Linked DNA regions of Homo sapiens: regions 1, 3, 4 and 5 are each linked to region 2. The links are chromatin contacts, found by Hi-C or POLR2A ChIA-PET in ENCODE. All regions are on one chromosome and are shown on one strand. Each heading gives the region's core, a stretch centred on a gene start or an enhancer-like site at or near the end of the contact. The rest is flanking DNA. Distances are from core to core; before and after follow the strand shown. Region 1 holds the start of DPY19L3-DT (DPY19L3 divergent transcript). Region 2 holds the start of ZNF573 (zinc finger protein 573). Region 3 holds the start of ZNF225 (zinc finger protein 225). Region 4 holds the start of ZNF45 (zinc finger protein 45). Region 5 holds the start of ZNF234 (zinc finger protein 234).

Region 1 (2,710 bases), core at 3-2,502, 5.4 Mb before region 2:
TCTTTACTAACAACCGACACACAAAGGAGGACGATCTCCAACAGAGGTGACTAGGAAAGGCTTCCTGGATGGCGTAATTTAGTGTTGGAGTCAGACCAATGAGCCGCCTTTTCACGGGTGGAGGTCCCAGATGGCCATCCCTTTAACAAAAATCAATTAACATGTAAATTATGTACTGACAAATACAACGTTTGATGGGCCCGCTGCAGTGGCTAAAGCCTGTAATCCCAACATTTTGAGAAGCTGAGGCAGGAGGCCTGCTTGAACTCAGGAGTTTTAGACCAGACTGGTCAACACAACGAGACCCCATCACTATAAAAATTAAAATGAATCTCAGCTACTCAGGAGGCTGAGGAAGCAGGGTCACTTGGGCACAGGGGACTAAGGTTGCAGTGAGCTACGATCACACCACTGCACTCCAGCCTGGACGACAAAGCAAGACCCCCATCTCTACGAAAAATTTAAAAATTAGCTGGGCATAGTAGTGCGAGCCTGTGGTCCCAGCTACTCCGGAGGCTGAGGCGGGAGGATCGCTTGCGCCCAGGAGGCCGAGGTTGCAGTGAGCCGTGATAGCACCACTGCACTCCAGCCTGGGCGACAGACTGAGAGCCTCACCTGTAAAAAATAATTTTAAAAAAGGTTCCACCTAGTGTTTTCCGTGGTGTGACTAAGAAAAGTATCTAGAAATAAAGCACAGTCAGTACCTGCTCTCAAAAAACGGCTGCCAATCTAGTTTGGAGACAGAAAAATATACCCGACTGAGAACACAGAGGAGCCTGTTTTCGGAAGAGGGGCGTCTTTGGAGACGCAAAATCCTCTCCGCGGGACGCTGACGGGCAGTCGGTAAAGGACTTCCAAGCACTGGTCAGTGACAATCGGGCGCTGGGGCTTTGCCAAGGCCCGGAGGCGGCGCGCCAAACCGGGCAATGCGGGAAGCGGGGCAGGCCCGAGTGGCCCTACTGCTGCCGTCCCTACTGATCCCTGCGCATCCGCCACAGAGCAGGGAACGGCAGAAAGGAGGAAGGAGGGGGAGTTCCGTAAATCAGGCCCTCAGGGGCTCCCAGGCCCGCACCCCTCTCAAGCCCCGGGGACCACCGCGGAGCCGCTGCTCCGGGCCGTGCGGCTCGAGGCGAACCTGCCTCAGAGCCGCCGGGCCCTCCTATCCCGAGCCGTATCTCTAGCTCCGGCCTGAGGTGGCCGGCGACTGCGTGCGCAAACACAAGATCCGCACCCCACTCCCCGCCACTGCAGCTCCGCGGCCGCGCTCAGAGTCTCCGGAACAGACCGGACTCAATGCGGACCAGGCAAGCGGAAGTGTGCCGCTTCCTTCCGGCCAGCGCAGCACGAGACGAGGCGGGGAACCGCGGGAGGAGGCGGGGCCTAGTGTTGACGAACAGCTCCCGGGGCCTATGGGCGCGGGGGCAGCCGCCCGGCCTCTCCGGCGCGCCCCCTCCCCGGGGCTGTTGACGCCCCCCAGCCCCTCATTTCCACAAAGCTCCGCGGCGGTTCTGCCCTCCTTGTACCCGCGGCGCGCTGCGGCCCGTGGCGCGGCCCCGTTCCCGCCTAGCCCCGTCGGCCTCCTTCCCCTCCCGGAGCCGCGCGTGAGGACGGCTGAGGCCGCAGGTCTGTGGCGGCGCGCCGGGACGCGCGGGCGAGGGTCTACCGAGAGGGCGGGCGGGCGCCGGCGGAACCCTCGGCTACAGCCCCGAGCCCCTGGGGCCGCCCCTCCCCGCCGCGTGGCGCAGTCGGGGGGCGCGGCCGCGGCGTCGGGGCGTCGGGAGGGGCGGAGCGCGGGAGTGTCTGCCGGGACGCGGGCCGGGCTGGGCTCCGGAAGGACCAAGTTTGCGGAGCGGCTTCTGCTCGTCGGCCGTGCGGCGAGGCAGGGCCTGGGCTGCGACCCCGGCGGCCGCTCGCGGTCTTGGGAGAGCTGGGGCGCGTGCCTGAACTTCCCGGCTGCCCCTGTCCTTGGAGACCTACCTGATGGGGACGCCAGGTGTGCAGGGGCGTGGCGCGTAGGTAAGCGGACCCGGTGCCTGCCTCGTCCAGGGGATGCTCACTAGAGCGCTAGGCTTTTTTATTTTTATTTTTTAGAGACAGGGGTCTCGCTGTCTCGCCCAGGCTGGAGTGCAGTGGCGTTATCACGGCTCACTGCAACCTCGAACTCTTGGGCTCAAGCGATTCTCCCACCTCAGCCTCTGGAGTAGCTGGGACCACAGGCATGCACCACCGAGCCTGGCTATTTTATTGTATAGATAGGGTCTCGCTCTGTTCCCCAGGCTGGTCTCAAACTCATGGTCTGAAGTCATCCTCCTGCCTCAACCTCCCAAAGCGCTGGGATTACATGAGCCGCCTCGCCCGGCTAGCGCTAGTCGTCCTTATTAATAAAGAATCGCTTCTGGTCCCTTTTCAGTTGTTTACAATGGCATTCCTTTTGATCTGATGGAGGAACTTTTTTTCTTAGTTCATGGGACTGTTGCAGTGCCTGACACATAATTGGTACTTAAATATGTGTTGGTTTTCTGCCTTAACATATTAGAATATATGAATTGTTTAAAAAAGTCCTCTCACACTTAGGGAGGACTCTAGGATGAGGTCACATGGGGGATAAGCCCATCTGTGGCTGTAGGACTTTGTTAAACACTCCTCTTCTCCCTCTCTGTTCCAGATTCTCCATTTCCAGTGCTTGAAAGCACAGTACTTAAATCTGGCT
Region 2 (2,700 bases), core at 14-2,513:
GGCCAAGATGGTGGGATTACAAGCATGCACCATCACGCCAGACTAATTTTTGTATTTTTAGTAGTGATGGGGTTTCGTCATGTTGGCCAGGCTGGTCTCGAACTCCTGACCTCAAGTGATCCGTCCGCCTTGGCCTCCTAAAATGGTGCGATTACAGGCGTGAGCCACCACACCCGGCCAAATATGAGAACGTTAATGAGATTCAGCTCAATGGCTCCCAACATCTACTGGAAAGAAAGCAGATTGGTATTAGGACATTCAGACACATTTCAGATGAAGTAAAACATACTCTAAAACCAGTAACCTTAGGAAAGAAAAAAGCCAACTAGCCTAAACATTGAGTTTTAGATGTGAAAGAATTTTTTTCCTCCTCATTAGAGTCCTTTTGAGGAATAGCAGGACCAGGGAGGGAGAAAAAAATCATGAGTTATCAGGCCTTTCCTTGAAGCACGGAATGCCTCCTTACACAATACCCTCCACGCCTTCCCTGTTCACACACTTTAACACATGGAGGTAGGAGAGAGGCTGGAATCTGGGTATGAGTTCACAGCAGGTTCCTGGGGTCAGAGCTCTGGGAAAGACGAGGTTCTGAGACAGGTAGCTCGCTCTCAGAGCTCACAAAGAAATAACCTCCCAGGCGTTTCCAATCTCACAGCAAGTCAATGCCTTCTTGCTGGAAAACTTGATGTAGAGTTCAGTATCCAACTTCCCTCTTGCAGACATTTTTTGTGTGTGTCAGCCGCAAGCAGCTGTGAGGAGGGAGGAGAGAAGCAGCAGCCGGGAACCTACAGCCAAGACTCAAAGTGACACCGCAGTGCCACCGCAATCAACGTACATGAAAAGGACAAGCACCTCATATCCCCGTCACGCAAGCACAGCCACTCACTCACCTGTCACAGCCTCACAACCGCACCCACCGTCAAGGAGGCACATCCCAGCCTCTCACACGCAGTTTCTCTGTCACACACTCTCAAACATTCCCCATCTGACATATACAACATTCTCTCACGTGCGCACTCAAATACCCTCCTCTGCTGTTCATGCACCCACGGGCCTGAGATTCCGATAACAACTGGCCGTCCACACTAGAGGCTTCCACGGTTAAAGGGCTTCCTCCACCACCCCGGCTGGTTTAGGTTGGGCTCCAACGTAACTTGATTGCCCAGAGCCCTCCCTGCGAGTACTCTGTGCCTGTTATATACTGAAATGAGTTCAACCCACCTTGCAAAAGAACCACGCGAAAACGGAAGGGAAGCCATAGATTGGGTGTTCCCGTTGCCCTCTGGGAAATGTAGTTTAAGCCTAAAGCTCCATGACCGCGGTGGCTTGTGGGAAAAGTGGCTCGGAACCCCAAATCCCGGTTAGATTGCAGGCACCGCCGGACGCTGGCTCCCGGAGGTTTTAGTTTTCCCTCTACCAGGAGTGTGAAGACACAGAGACTTATTGCGCTGGCGAAGATGGCTGAGGCGAAGGCGTGTCCGACTTGTCCTCGGAGTTCTGAGGGTTTCAGTGACCCCAGAAGGCTGAGAAGTGGAATCCGAACTCGAGGCTGCCCGAAGCCTCGGGCTGTTTGAGTGTAGAGCCGGTAGGGGAGGGCTTTCAAAGTGTGGCCGCGAGGGCGAGCGTGGGGGATCGGTTATGAGCTCCCGAGGGCGGGGACTCTGCTCTGTGTCCCCTGAGGAAGTCCAGTCTTGTTATAAGGTATGAGAAAAGTAACTTTTTAAAAATGGACAAATAATAATTGTATGTTTTATATACTGATAGGGTACAATATGCTGTTTTGATCTATGTTTACAATGCGAAATGATTAAATCAAGCTAATTAAATCCATCACCTCACTTTTTTGTGGTGAAAACATTTAAAATCTACTTTTAGCAATTTTGAAACATGCAACACATTATTTATGTAGTTGCTATTCTATGCAATCGATTAACAAAGTTTATTTCTCCTGACTAACTGAAATTTTGTACTGTTTTAATTAACATCTCCCTTTTCCCCATTTTTCAGTCTCTGGTAAACACCATTCTTTGCCTCTTAAGAGTTAGACTTTTTTAGATTCCACAAATACCACTTATGTGGTATTTGGTATTTATCTTTCTGTTACTGGCTTCTCTCACTTAGCATAATGTCCTCCTGGTTTATCCATGTTGTCACAGATGACAGAATTTTCCTTGTTTTATTTTTATTTTTTATTTATTTTTTAAAAATCTATTTACTTATTATTATTTTTTGAAACGGAGTTTCGCTCTTGTCACCCAGGCTGGAGTGCAGTGGCACAGTCTCAGCTCACTGCAACCTCTGCCTCCCCTGTTCAAGCGATTCTTGTGTCTCAGCCTCCCAAGTAGCTGGGATTATAGGCATGCGCCACCACGTCGGCTAATTTTTGTATTTTTAGCAGTGACAGGGTTTCACCATGTTGATCTGGCTGGTCTCGAACTCCTGACCTCAGGTGATCCACCCACCTTGGCCTCACAAAATGCTGCATTTACAGGCGCGAGCCACTGTGCCCGGCCGATTTTCCTCTTCTTAAAAAGTGAATAGTATTCCTTTATATATACATATATATATGTGTATAAGGTTATATACATAATATATATAATATGTAACATTTTCTTTATCCACTTATAACATGCTGGACACCTAGGTTGCTTCCGTATCCAATGCAGAATAATGCTGCAGTGAATGGTAGTGCAGTTATCT
Region 3 (2,738 bases), core at 207-2,706, 6.3 Mb after region 2:
AAAACTCCTCAGTTTAGGAGCGGAGGTTTAATAGGAAGAAGAGAAAGAGAAACGGGTTCCTCCATAGAGGAAGGGGTCTCCGAGCGGAAAAGGGTCGGCTGGCAGTGAATGTGCTGAGTTTTACAGACCAGTTTGAGGAGGCAGTGTCTGATTTACATAGGGGTCATAGATTGGTTCGATCAGTTATGACGTTTACATAGTGCGTGGGGAAGGCTGGTCGCCCCACCCTAATCTTCTTATGCAAATAGGCTTCCCAGTTGATTGGCCCATCTTGCCAGCTTCTTACTGTGCACGTGGCTGACAAAGAGAAGGGAAGATGGAGCCGCCATCTTTAACATGATTGGCACAACTGCTGGTATCTATGTCTGCGGCAGCTGGATTTTACAGGCTGCTCTTCCTTAGGAAGGGAAATAATTTGGGGCTGCTTTTCATTAAAAAGAAAAGCCTTACCGAGGGCTCCCATACCCTATCTGCCTAAGTGATGGCTTCTTAACTCGTATATATTAACAACACTGTATTCGTACTAGATGCCATTGCCATTGAATTATGTGCCTTAAAATAATTTTGTTTTGTGAATTACACCTCAAAAATATTTTTTAAATAATAAAACGACCACGTTAAAAACGTTTTGCATAGCGAAAAACAAGTCAAAGGAAAAAAGCTTTTTGGTTGAGCAATATTTGATACAATGTTAATATGAGTATGTAAATAATACTTAACGGAGGGGAAAAAACTAAACACTCAATAGAAATGTGGGCAAACTATTTGACCAATTCACAAAGACTATAATAGTGGCAACGGAAAATATGCACGGATGTTCCACTTTATTTACAAAAGAACAAATACAAATTAAAACTACATTTAGAAACCATTTCTTACCATTAGATTAGCAAAACTTAACTCCTCGAAGACTGTGTCTTCTCGCTTGTTCCCTTTCCAATAACACTCCTGTTATCATTGGAGGCGTTTAGACTTCAGAAATTCCTGTCTATTCAGTATTTTCTGTCCTGGACCAGGGAGAGAGAAGGACGACTCTCAGGATAACAGTTCACATTCCCCACTAGGCAGGCGCTCGTGGCTTTGGGATTCGTTCCCAGTGGGCACCTCGGAGTGGCAACGCTTCCCCCTGAAGAATGAGATTTTGAGCGTTTTTCCTTCAGCATTCGGAGGAGTGTAATCCAAATGCTCTGTGGAGTCGTACACACTGGCTCCAGAAGGAGGATACAAGCAATTCTGGGAATGGTAGTCCAGACGCTCAGTGGAGTAGCGGTCAGCTTGGCTCCGGCAGGCGAATCAGGGGATTTCTGGGAAATGTAGTCCAGACGCTCAGTGGAGTCTCGGTCAATTTGACTCCGGCAGGTGGATCCCAGGGAATTCTGGGAAGTGTAGTCCAGACGCTCGGGGTCGTCGCGGTCAGTTTGTCTCAGGAATTCTGGGAAGTGGAGTCCAGACACTCAGTGGAGTAGCGGGCCACTTCCGCTCCGTTACTGTGAGGTTGCTGCAGTTTTGTCCCTGGTAGTTTGGGTCAGTTCCGCGAGACCCTTCTGAATTTCCTGGACCTACGCATTGGATCCTTAACGAACTGGTGATCGAATTAGGGGAAAAGAAACCTCGTCGGAGAGCAGAGGTTTGGCGGAGCGGGGCCGCTGTTTTCGTTCTCGTCAGTGGAGCCTTCTTGGGCTTGGGGCTCTCCTCGCGTCCCCGGGGTGTTTGGGACTTGGTCGGGTCGCGTCTCGCCTGGTTTTAGGGTCTCCGGGGCTCTGAGCTCGCCCACTCGGCCTCCCTGCACCCCACGCGCGTGGCCACTTCCTCGCGATAAAACGCTGGGATGTTACTTAATCTCCTTGGGTCTCCCGTTACAGTTCTTTAAGATGGGGAGTTTAGGACCATCCTAATAGAATCGTTTTGGGAACTGAAAGCGGTAACACAAATGAGAGCCTTAAAGCAGCCCCTGTCACTTGGTGACTGGTGGTCTCTTGTTAATTTCCCACGAAGCCTGTCAGGTCCCCGGGTGGGGTGAAACTCCAGCTGCAGGGGCACCGGCCCTTCTCCCTGATTCCTGCAAGACGCTGGGTGATCCCGGACGCCTTCTGACCTCTCTTTTAGGAAGGCGAGGGTTGCATCCACTTCCAGGAGGGGAGAGGAGCATTTAACTTTTATGGGGCACGGCGACCACGGTCAGAGTGTTTCACAGCCTTCTCCTTACCCAGCCCGACCTTTCCAAAAGAGCTGCAGGGAGGGACTTCTTGGCTTCTGAGGGCAAAGCTCTACGTGAGTGATCCTTGGCTTTTTTCTTTGACAGAGATGCTCACCCCAACCGAGAGTGTATAGGATGTGTCTTCGGGCATGGGTGTTGCTTTCAGTTGTCATGTTTTTCTAGTCTTTAATCTTGAAAGATAGCATAGCTTTCATCGTTTTTTCTTGGTATTTTATCCTTGTTATTTTTGAAGAGTATAGATGAAGTTATTTTGGTCAAAGATGTTCATTTGGAGTTTTTCTGATGTATTTCACGTTTAACTTCAAAATATGCATTTTTTGCTGGAATACCACAGAAGTGGTAAATCTCTCTCTCTCTTTTTTTTTCTTGAGACGGAGTTTCGCTCTTGTCGCCCAGGCTGTAGTGCATGGCACGATCTCAGCTCATTGCAACATCCACCTCCTGGGTTCAAGCTATTCTCCTGCCTCAGCCTCCCAAGTAGCTGGGATTACAGGTGCCTGCCACCACATCCGGCTAATTT
Region 4 (2,700 bases), core at 12-2,511, 6.2 Mb after region 2:
TATGGATCATTTATCTATTTTATTTCCTAATTCTAAATTGGGATTTCAAACTGTGAGACCAAGGGTATTCAGATGTAAGGAACCCAAGTCTAGGACACAAATCCCACTGTTCTTACTAGCACTGTGATATAGGAAAGTAAATTAGGCTCTCTCCATTTCCTCATCTGTATAATTGGTGTAATAACAGTACCCATATCACAATACCCACATCACCTTTGTAAGGTGAACAGAACCCACAACACAAGGCCTTTGTGAAGGTTCAGTGTGTTAGTTTTTATAAAGCCCTCAGAGTGATACTCAGCACCCAATGTTTAACTAGTGTGACTAATATTCATGTCACATTTTCTCCAATTATACAATAACGGAACACTTCTGTAGCAGAAACATTTGCAAGGAATGAAATACCTTCTCGCACTCGGAACAGAAGAGGAAGGTGAATGCTAGGTCCTGTCACAGTGGGGCTCTGCTGCCAGAAGCCAGGATGCTCTCCTTCCTCCTCTCCCGCAGCATTCTTTCAGAAGTCAGGGCAGGGGAAGGAAAGGAGGCTGGGAGATTGCACGATCTTGTCTGAGATCCTGGAAAATCCACAGAGGATAACTCCAGACGCCACCTGTTGAGTGATGCACTCTTTCTTAAAAAACGGGTCAGGCATAGTCCAAGAACAGCCTCCTTTCCTGCAGGAATCAGAAAGAAGAGCCAGGCGCTTGCTGAAAAATGAATATTTTTTATTATGATAGTTTTAATATTAACGGCCGACATGTTGCCACATTCCTGTACTATTCCATACACATTTTACTTGTACTATATTACTAATTGTCAAAACAAATATATAAGGTTAATATTTCCTTTTGCAGAAGAGGAAACTAAGACCAGAAACTAAGCACCGAAAGATTAAGTTCTCACCCAACGTTACACCGCTAGGAAGCTACAGAGCTGTGGGAGGTGGGGGAAGGCGGGTCGGGCCGCTGAGAGCCCAGGAGATCCTCAGACGCCTCCCCATTCAGGTCCACTTCCAACCAGGGGACTCCCGAACCGCCCCGAACGCAGCAGCTCCGGATACAGTAAGGCAATCAGCTGCCCAGCCATTCAACTCCGCCCTCCGCTGCTCGCCGCAGCGTCTTTTCCTGCTGACCGAAGTGCGAGCCCTGCTGATCCTACGACCAAACCATAAAAGTTAAAACAGGTCGCGGGGTCCCAGGACTCACTCACTTCCACGAGAGGAATGAAGGCCGCGCTCTCAACCTCTTGCCGCGGAAGTGCCCGGGAGAGCAGGGAGCTCTGGAACTACATTTCCCAGCATCCCCGGGAGGAACGGAAGCCGCTGCCCCGCCCCCTGGGCGGAAGTGCGGGCTTCGACTCCCACGGCCGAATCTTATTTCTCAGAATCCCCAAGGGGAGCGGGCTTCGTGTTCTCGTCCTCAAATAGTCGAAGTACCACCGAACCCACTGAGCACTGGGGTATAGGTTCCTATTTCCCCAGGGGAGCAAATAACAAAGCCGCGCTTTCCCAGAGCTGAAGTGCCCCCAAAAGTCTGGACCACACGTCCCAGAATCCTCTGTAGGGCTGAGCTTCCCGCCAGCCTGCAATTTTCCTTTTGAATTAGCGGGGGGAGTCTAAGTCATTGCTTGTAGAGCTCAGCCTGCTTTTTCCTTTTGCCATTGTTCCCTTTTATACGTGACAGAAGTTGCGAATATGAAAAAAAAAAAGGAAAATACAAAGGAATGCTATGTGTGAGCTAAAAACAGAGGTAATAAAAGAGGTGGCCAGAGCCGCCCAGAGCAACAAGCCTTTTATAATATGGGTATGGATTCATCTGTGATTAAAAATGCTCAAAAAAGGAGATGCAATCATCCAGCAGGACATGAAACAAAAGCAGCAAAATTCTCCACTTTTCTTGCGCTTAGTTTTCTTTCATTCGCAGGATACTGAAGAAAGTATTATAGTATTGAATAGGCTCTATCCTATATAAAATCTTGAAAACATTCAGTTCAGATTAAGGAATCACATCACTTCTTGCTCTCAGAATCAGGAATCTGTAAAGGTGTCTTATGATTTGCCAAAGTGTCTATGAATATTCAGTAAGGAGAGGGAGGTGAAGTGAGGGATTAAGACATGAAGTGCAAAAAATACAGAAAGCTATACTATTCACTTTTCTCCTAGGTAGAAACTAAATATTTTTCCAAGTTTATTATGAAAGGGTAAAGAAGAAAAAATGGAAGTTGACTACATAGGAGTAGCTGTAAACATCTGAACAATGTTCAATTTAGGCTGAGGCAGGAGACCAGCAGGGCGTGATTCCAAGATCAGATAAGAAACCTGCTGAAACCAGCAAGTGATGGAAAGCAACCTGTAAGTTCCCTTTGCTACCTATCAGTATAAGACACTCCCACCAGCGCCGTGACGGTTTATAAATGCCATGGCAACACCTGGAAGTTACCAACCCCTTTTCTAGAGATTTCCGAGTAACTCACCCCTTAATTTGCATGTAATGAAAAGTTGGTATAAATATACCCAGCCAACAGCCCATATGCTGCTACTCTGGGCACACTGCCTGTGGGCTAGTCTTGGTCTGCAAGGAACAGTCACTGAGCTTTTAACACTGTTGATTCGATAAACCTGCTTTCTTCCGCTGCTGGCTTGCTGTTGAATTCTTTCCTGAGCAAAGCCAAGAAACTGCCCTGCATCAATGCCATTTCAAA
Region 5 (2,700 bases), core at 61-2,560, 6.4 Mb after region 2:
CAATGTATGTTTATGGGGAGAAAAAAATCTGGTTATCTTTTTTTTTTTTTTTTTTTCCGTGACAGAGTCTTGCTCTGTCGCCCAGGCTGGAGTGCAGTGGCATGATCTCGGCTCACTGCAACCTCTGCCTCTCAGGTTCAAGCGATTCTCCTACCTCAGTCTCCCGAGTAGCTGGAATTACAGGCACGCACCACCATGCCCGGCTAATTTTTGTATTCTTAGTAGATATGGGTTTTCACCATGTTCTCCTGGCTGGTCTCGAACTCTTGACCTCATGGTCCGCCCGCCTTGGCCTTCCCAAAGTGCTGGGATTACAGGCGTGAGCCACCGCACCCAGCCCCTGGTTATCTTGAAGAAAGATTTTAGATGGGTTTTTTTCTGATTTTGCTTTATTCTATTATTTATTTGTATCAACCAATGTAAGCCAGATTCCAAATTGCTAACTATAATGACGATATTTTAACCAAAAAATATAAAGGAAGAAAATAAAATATGTTCCTTCACGTATAGGATCCTCCTTAATGCTACTGCATTAAATAAATCATAGGCATTGGGTGTCTGACATCAATGCCAAGCGCTTCACCAGTTATACTTGCTTTGAAGTATTGGGCAATTTAAGAGCTTCTCTGAAATTTGGTGTTTTTACCTCTTCAGTAGACATAATACCATGAAAAGTGTAAACGAAAGAAGATAGCTTTTCCATGAGGACAGGGCTTCCCCACTGGCCCTCTCAAATGATGATTGTTTTTCCTGCCAAACCAGTGGTACCACAGCGTCTGGAGTAGGGGCTGGCACCTTCTTTGTTCTTCATTGCCTCTCCCAAACCATTGTACTTGCTCACTCTTCCAACTTTTAGTTTTGGCCTCATATTATCAGTTTATAGTAATCAATCATCAATCATCTACTGACCCCTAAAAAGTCATTCCCCATTTAGTCCTTGAAGATTGTATCTCCTCGCTTGTTCTCTTTCCAATAATCCTCCGTAGTCCTGGGAGGCGTTTAGACTTCAGGAATTGCTGTCTATTCAATATTTTCGCTCAAGGACTCAGGCAGAGGGAAGGACGACTCTCAGGGTCACAGTCCACATTCCCTACCAAGCGCTCAGCGATATAGGATTCGTTCCCCATGGGCAGTGCGGGAATCGTAGGCAAGGAGCACCGCGGAGTCCCATCGCTTTTCCCTGAAGGGTGAGATTCTGAACGTTTTTCCCTCAGCATTCTGAGTGTAATCCAAACGCTCAGTGGAGTCGTGGTCCATTTGACCCACGCAGGGGGATCCGGGGAATTCTGGGAAATGTAGTCCCGCCAATCAGTGGAGTCGCGGGCACTTCCGCTCCAGGGAAGAGGGGGCGATTGTCACGGCACATTCCACGGTAGTTTCTTCCAGTTCCGCGACTCGCGGGCCCCTCCTAATGTCAGGGACTTAAGATTGGGGCTCGCTGGGACCTGGTGGTCCGGTTATGGGAAAAGAAGCCTCGTGGGAGAGCAGAGGTTTGGTGGGGCGAGGGCGGCGGCTTTTGTTGTGTCAGCGGAGCCTTCTTGGGCTGGGGCTCCCCTCGTGTCCCGCGGCGGGAGGCGGGGGGCATTGGGACTTGGTTGGGTCGCGTCTCGCCTGGTTTGAGGGTTTCCGGGGCTCTGAGCTCGCCCACTCCGCCTCCCTGCACTCCAGGCGCGCAGTCACTTTTTTACAGTGCAAGGTTGGCGTGTTAATCTCCCTGGGCCTCTCCTTGCTGTTCTTTAAAATGGGGACGTTAGGACCATCTTTGTAGAATCGTTTTGGTAACTGGAATAGGTTACACAACACAAACAGTCCCTGTCACTTGGTGAGTGGTGGTTTCTTGTTACTTTCCCACGAAACCTGTTAGGTCCCCCGGTGGGGTCAGAGCTCCAGCAGCAGGGGCCTCAGCCCTTATCTCTGATCCCTGCAGGACGCTGGACGATCCCGGACGCCTTCTGACCTCTTTTTAGGCAGGCGAGGGTTGCGTCCACTTCCACGAAGGGAGGGGAGCATTTAACTTTTCTCAGGGACAGCGACCCAGTCAGGATGTTTCACAGCTTTCTCCTTCCCCAGCCTGAAAAAGGACTGCGCGGACTGACTTCTTGGCTACTGAAAGCAAAGCTCCACGTGAGTGTGACTTGTCATTTTTCTTTTACAGAGACTGTATCTTTGTAGCATGTGTAATAGGGCATGGGCATTTATAATAATTAAGCCTTAATTGCTAACTTCAATTCTAGGGGATTTATACAATTAGATACGTTTAAGCCGCAACGTGACTCTGTGGAGAGGTACTGGTCATCCAAGTAGTAAGAGGTGAAACTTGGGTTGGAACCTAGGCATTCAGGGTCAGAGCCCGAGTTGATCATCTCTTGGATATATTCTCATTGAGGCAGAGGAACTAGCTGTACTCAGGTGGGGAAAGTAAGTTAGAACTTGATTAAAGGACCTTAAGAGCAAGGCTAATTGCCTTGGAGTTTTCTCAGTTTTTAAAAACTGTCAACTATTTTGTTTCATTTATTACAAATATTTCACATTCTAATAGAACCGTATCACTGTGAAGCATTCAGAAATTACAGAAATACGAAGATACAAAAATTGTAATTACCTATGAAATCAGGATGTAAAGATAGTAATGGTTAAATTTCTAATGCATTTTGTTTTAGTGGTTCCATGTTTATATTACTTATAAATGTTTTACAAAAT

The links. A loop is a pair of places that touch in the nucleus more often than their neighbours do. ChIA-PET counts read pairs that join two places held with the same protein, here RNA polymerase II (POLR2A). Pooled maps may share reads with other maps.
Region 1: a loop to region 2 is called in a pooled map, with 5 times the contacts of the local background. The contact joins the promoter of DPY19L3-DT here to the promoter of ZNF573 in region 2. A Hi-C loop is called at or near these places in 1 of 50 pooled maps. POLR2A ChIA-PET finds 5 or more read pairs at or near these places in 2 of 52 experiments (Caco-2 and activated T-cell).
Region 3: a pooled map shows a loop between it and region 2 (10-fold over the local background). The contact joins the promoter of ZNF225 here to the promoter of ZNF573 in region 2. A Hi-C loop is called at or near these places in 3 of 50 pooled maps.
Region 4: a loop to region 2 is called in a pooled map, with 11 times the contacts of the local background. The contact joins the promoter of ZNF45 here to the promoter of ZNF573 in region 2. A Hi-C loop is called at or near these places in 5 of 50 pooled maps.
Region 5: a loop to region 2 is called in a pooled map, with 10 times the contacts of the local background. The contact joins the promoter of ZNF234 here to the promoter of ZNF573 in region 2. A Hi-C loop is called at or near these places in 2 of 50 pooled maps.

The regions. Positions count from the first base shown.
Region 1 is chr19:32,404,287-32,406,996 of GRCh38, forward strand. DPY19L3-DT (DPY19L3 divergent transcript) reads right to left here and starts at 1,253. Exons shown (of 3, transcript NR_046201.1): 1 at 705-1,253. It overlaps DPY19L3 (dpy-19 like C-mannosyltransferase 3), which reads left to right and starts at 1,484. Exons shown (of 19, transcript NM_001172774.2): 1 at 1,484-1,623. RefSeq lists silencers at 1,036-1,085, 1,116-1,865.
Region 2 is chr19:37,778,323-37,781,022 of GRCh38, forward strand. It overlaps ZNF573 (zinc finger protein 573), which reads right to left and starts at 1,264. Exons shown (of 5, transcript NM_001172690.2): 1 at 1,222-1,264. RefSeq lists enhancers at 752-1,415, 1,207-1,501, 1,208-1,557, 1,416-2,078.
Region 3 is chr19:44,111,943-44,114,680 of GRCh38, forward strand. ZNF225 (zinc finger protein 225) reads left to right here and starts at 1,457. Exons shown (of 5, transcript NM_013362.4): 1 at 1,457-1,627. ZNF225-AS1 (ZNF225 and ZNF224 antisense RNA 1) reads right to left here and starts at 1,241. Exons shown (of 2, transcript NR_033341.1): 1 at 880-1,241. RefSeq lists a silencer at 1,168-1,518 and an enhancer at 1,211-1,910.
Region 4 is chr19:43,934,021-43,936,720 of GRCh38, forward strand. It overlaps ZNF45 (zinc finger protein 45), which reads right to left and starts at 1,262. Exons shown (of 10, transcript NM_003425.4): 1 at 904-1,262; 2 at 406-674. It overlaps ZNF45-AS1 (ZNF45 antisense RNA 1), which reads left to right. Exons shown (of 3, transcript NR_184050.1): 3 at 1-1,794.
Region 5 is chr19:44,140,244-44,142,943 of GRCh38, forward strand. It overlaps ZNF234 (zinc finger protein 234), which reads left to right and starts at 1,311. Exons shown (of 6, transcript NM_006630.3): 1 at 1,311-1,490; 2 at 2,071-2,124. RefSeq lists enhancers at 1,339-1,738, 1,493-2,083, 1,749-1,798.